Regions from separate parts of the Homo sapiens genome. Here region 2 is linked to region 1. The links are chromatin loops, found by intact Hi-C in ENCODE. Cell type or tissue: CD4-positive, alpha-beta T cell. All regions are shown on one strand.

The links. Peaks named below come from ENCODE experiments on the same cell type or tissue, not always from the same donor. Only the 100,000 strongest peaks of a DNase experiment are listed, where the experiment ranks them.
Region 2: a loop joins it to region 1, with 4 times the contacts of the local background. A loop is called at or near these places in 1 of 110 quality-filtered maps.

Annotation. Positions count from the first base shown.
Region 1 is chr20:35,724,535-35,727,034 of GRCh38, reverse strand. It overlaps RBM39 (RNA binding motif protein 39), which reads left to right. Exons shown (of 17, transcript NM_184234.3): 7 at 1,880-1,997; 8 at 2,313-2,465. Among named protein-coding and RNA genes, the nearest start is that of RBM39, 16 kb to the left of the region's middle. In CD4-positive, alpha-beta T cell, no CTCF peak of the experiment used is centred here; a DNase peak (open chromatin) is centred at 1,333.
Region 2 is chr20:36,893,929-36,896,428 of GRCh38, reverse strand. It overlaps TLDC2 (TBC/LysM-associated domain containing 2), which reads right to left. Exons shown (of 7, transcript NM_080628.3): 7 at 2,194-2,500. The region is part of intron 15 of SAMHD1 (SAM and HD domain containing deoxynucleoside triphosphate triphosphohydrolase 1); the gene reads left to right. Among named protein-coding and RNA genes, the nearest start is that of TLDC2, 19 kb to the right of the region's middle. In CD4-positive, alpha-beta T cell, no CTCF peak of the experiment used is centred here; no DNase peak of the experiment used is centred here.

The sequences.
Region 1 (2,500 bases):
ACCAACATGGTGAAACCCCATCTCTACTAATAAAGTACAAAAATTAGCCGGATGTAGTGGCGCGTGCGTGTAATCCCAGTTACTCGGGAAGAGAGGCAGGAGAATTGCTTGAACCCGTGAGATGGAGGTTGTGATGAGCCAAGATCACACCACTGCACTCCAGCCTGGGTGACAGCTAGACTGCGTTTCCAAAAAGAAAAAAAAGCTTTTGTGACAAATCTTACAGGTGGAGCGACCACCCCAACCCCCGTACATCCTGAGAGTGTCCAAAAAATGGAAAAGATCGTGTTTAGGCTTACATCTTAAAGGATGACTTACAACCTTAATTGATATTTTGTAACAGAGATGATGTTAATAGACACTGTATCTAAATTTGTAAAGTAGAATTTGTAGAATCATTTGGGGTTTCACTTCAAGTTTGCCATTTGTGATTGTCAAACTTAATTTGACTTTACAATTACATGGTTTTGTTGTAAAGAATCATCCATTACACTGATTTTGGATCAGTCTGGCATTTGTGATTGGTCTGGTGATATGTTTTATGACTATGATTAAACTGTCAGGCTTCTGGTTGACCCTTGTTTTAGAAAAATTACCCTTTTTGGGCCAGGCGTGGTGGCTGACGCCTACAATCCGAGTACTTTTGGAGGCCGAGGCGGGTGGATCACGAGATCAGGAGATCAAGACCATCCTGGCTAACACAGTGGAATCCCATGTCTACTAAAAATACAGAAAATTAGCCAGGCATGGTGGCACACACCTGTAGTCCCAGCTACTCGGGAGGCTGAGGCAGAAGAATTGCTTGAACCCTGGAGGCGGAGGTTGCAGTGAGCCGAGATTGCGCCACTGCACTCCAGCCTGAGTGACAGTGAGACTCCATCTCAAAAACAAAAAAAGAAAAGAAAAATTACTTTTTTTGAGATGGTAAGGCCAGTAGACTTCTGTGCTAATGCCATGTAAGATGTGATTACAAGAAACAGTAAACCTTAGTTTTTAGAAGGAATTGAGTTACATTGAATAGTTTTATGCGCATTTTTTGTCAATAGATCTTACTGAAAATGGGCTTGGGTTGGCCGGGTGCGGTGCCTCATGCCTGTAATCCCAGCACTTTGGGAGGCCGAGGCGGGCACATCACCTGAGATCAAAAGTTGGAGACCAGCCTGGCCAACATGGTGAAACCACATCTCTACTTAAAATACAAAAATTAGCTGGGTGTGGTGGCAGGCGCCTGTAGTCCCAGCTACTCAGGAGGCTGAGGCAGCAGAATTGCTTGAACTCAGGGAGGCGGAGGTTGTGGTGAGCCAAGATGGCGCCGTTGCACTCCAAGCCTGGGGGACAAGAACAAGACTTCCTCTGGAAAAAAAAAAAAAAAAAAAAGAAAATGGGTTTGGGAATTATGACAAACCAGTTTCACAGCTTACTCTGTTTACTGAACATGTTTGAGAATTATTTTAGGCCAGGCGTAGTGGCTCACACCTGTTATCCCACCACTTTGGGAGGCCAAGGCAGGCGGATCATCTGAGGTCAGGAGTTCGAGACCAGCCTAGTTAACATGGTGAAATGCCGTAGCTATGGGGGAGTTTAGGGCAAAAGGATTGCTTGAGATCAGTAGTTCAAGACCAACTTGTGCAGCATAGCAAGACCTGGTTTCTAAAGATGGAAATATTGTTGTGGAGTTGGGAAAGGAGTGAGGGTACAGTATATACTGCTCAGGTGACAGGTACACTAAAATCTCAGAATTCACCATTAAAGAACTCATCTATGTAACCAAAACCCACCTGTACCTGAAAACCTGTTGAACTATATGAAGAAATAAAAAAGATAAAAATTATTTTAAAATCTGTTATGAAATTAATTTTATATGTTTTACTCCTATTAGAGAACCTATTGATAATTTAACTCCTGAGGAAAGAGATGCAAGGACAGTCTTCTGTATGCAGCTGGCGGCAAGAATTCGACCAAGGGATTTGGAAGAGTTTTTCTCTACAGTAGGAAAGGTAATCTTAACCTGTTTAGGGAGGTCAAGTAGGTAGAAATTGCAAGAGAAAACATGTAAACATCAAATACTTCATTTGATTTAGTAGCAGTATTTGTTTGTGGTAATGTTTCCATTTTGCCTCTTGTAGTATTGGAGTTGATAAATGTTACTACAAATTTGTTCAAAGATAAAGATAGGATATAGGAATTGTCCTACAGATTTACTTTTTTAATTAAATTTTTAAAAATACCTTCATCCTTCAACAGTGTCTCTTGAAATAATTCTACATGTGTTACAATGGATGTTTGCACAAACAACTGTGTTTTCTTTCTAGGTTCGAGATGTGAGGATGATTTCTGACAGAAATTCAAGACGTTCCAAAGGAATTGCTTATGTGGAGTTCGTCGATGTTAGCTCAGTGCCTCTAGCAATAGGATTAACTGGCCAACGAGTTTTAGGCGTGCCAATCATAGTACAGGCATCACAGGTAATTTTTTTGTTGGTTAAGAGTTTGATTATTGG
Region 2 (2,500 bases), 1.2 Mb before region 1:
TCAAGAATTACCATGCACTGTATGATCTACCTGAATGTGTGTCATCTCCAACTAGAGTGACACCCGTGGGAATAAGAGTAGAATTGTCCCTTGGTGTCTGTGGGGAACTAGTTCCAGGACCCCCACAGACCCCACAGATAGAAAAATCCATGGATAGGCTGGGCGCGGTGGCTCATGCCTGTAATCCCAGCACTTTTGGGAGGCCGAGGTGGGCGGATCACGAGGTCAGGAGATCAAGACTATCCTGGCTAATACTGTGAAACCCCGTCTCTACTAAAAATACAAAAAATTAGCCGGCGACTGCACTCCAGCCTGGGTGACAGAGCGAGACTCTGTCTCAAAAAGAAAAGAAAAGAAAAGAAAAATCCACAGATGCTCAAGTCCCTTATATAAAATGGTATAGTGTTTGCATATGACCTATACATATCCTCCTTTATACTTTAAATATCTCTAGATTACTTATAAAACCTACTACAATGTAAATCTATGTAAATAGTTGTTAATACTGTATTGTTTAGGGAATCATGACAAGAAGAAATTCTGTACATGCTTAGTATAGACACAGCCATCCATTTTTCCCCCTTCATATTTTCTATCTACAGTTGGTTGAATCTGCCCATGGATGCAGAGGGCCAACTGTATGTCTGTCCTAGGTACTGTGAAACTAAATCACTGAAACTAAATCACTGAAAACTCTAGCTGCAGATAGACTGGAACTTGGAGAGTCTGGAAATAGAGAGTCAAGAGAGGCTATTAAAGTTTGGCTGTGTCGTGATAACTACTATAAATTTGGTACATTCACTCACGGAGTGAGTATTTTGCCATGCCCTGTGTTAGGTACCTGGAACAGTACCTAAGATAGACAGTTCCTAATAACCCATGGATCCCATTCAGGTTGGGGATAATAATCTAGTTGGGGATAATAATAATTATTATTAATTTTTCTCCATAAGTTAATAATTATAGGAGCATGGTAAGTACTTTGGGTATAGGGTGAGTACACAGTCTTAGAAGAGGAAAAACAAGGAGGATTTAGCTGGTCTTGGTTGGTCAGGAAAAGCTTATTTAAAGAAGGGCTTATAAACTGAGACCTGAAGGTTGAGTGAGGAGTTGTCTGGGTTAAGGGCTGGCAGCAGGAGGTGGTGGTAGGGGAGGGGTTGAGGCATAGACACCACAGGGTTAGGTCGGAAGATGAGAAAGAACATGATGCATTTCAGGAAGGAGCATAGAGTGTGGAGGTGTCTGGGGCTTTATCAAAGTCCTGTCAGCCAAGAGCAGTAGGGAGCATTGACACTGAAGGGTTTTAAGCAGGAAAGTGACGTATTTGTTTACATTTATAAAATTCACTAGAACTGAAAGTAGAATGAGTAGAAATTAAAAAGTTGGCTATATGCTAGGCATGGTGGCTCATATCTGTAATCCTAGCACTTTGGGAGGTTGAGGTGGGAGGATTGCTTGAGCCTAGGAGTCTGAGGCTGCAATGAGCTATGATCACACCACTACACTCCAGCCTGGTTGATAGAGCAAGATGCTGTCTCAAAAAAAGAAAGAAAGAAAGCAAGCTGGGTAGAAATAGAGATGAGTTTAAAGACAAATAAATACTGTTGATTTTGAGATAGGCCTTTAAGTACAAGTATCATGACAATAGGATGACTTTTTTTTGAGACAGAGTCTTGCTCTGTTGCCCAGGCTGGAGTGCAGTGGCACAGTTTCAGCTCACTGCAACCTCCACCTCCCGGGTTGAAGTGATTCTCCTGCCTCCGCCTCCTGAGTAGCTGGGACTACAGGCACGTGCCACCATGCCCGGCTAATTTTTGTATTTTTAGTAAAGACGGGGTCTCACCATGTTGCCCAGGCTGGTCTTGAACTCCCGACCTCAAGTGATCCACCTGCTTTGGCCTCCCAAAGTGTTGGGATTACAGGCATGAACCACCACGCCTGGCCTAAATGATTGCCTTTACTGAGGTCAGGAGTTCGAGACCATCCTGGCCAACATAGTGAAACCCCATCTCTACTAAAAATACAAAAATTAGCCATGGTGATGCACACCTATAATCCCAGCTACTTGGGAGGCTGAGGCGGGAGAATCGCTTGAACCCTGGAGGTGGAGGTTGCAGTGAGCTAAAATTGTGCCACTGCACTCCAGCATGGGTGACAGAGCAAAATTCCATCTCAAAAAAAAATAATAACACATTTTTTAAAAACTATTTTTAATAGTTCTATCAAGTCAGATCCAGTGTAGTTCAACAGAAAAAATTTAACATGGGGGTGAGATACAAAAGTTTTGGCAGAGCTAAATGAGCATAGAGGACAGTGATTCAACAGCAGGAAGCTGCTACCACCTCTAGGATAGGAGAGACCAAGGGAGCAGGTGGGAGTCCAGGAGCTGGGGCCACCTGCAAAAGCTAGAACCACAGAATAGTCACTGCCACTGCCGCTCGTGCCAGAGGAGGTAGGGAGAGAAAAAACCTGACTTCTCTGCCCTCTTCTCACCTCCAGT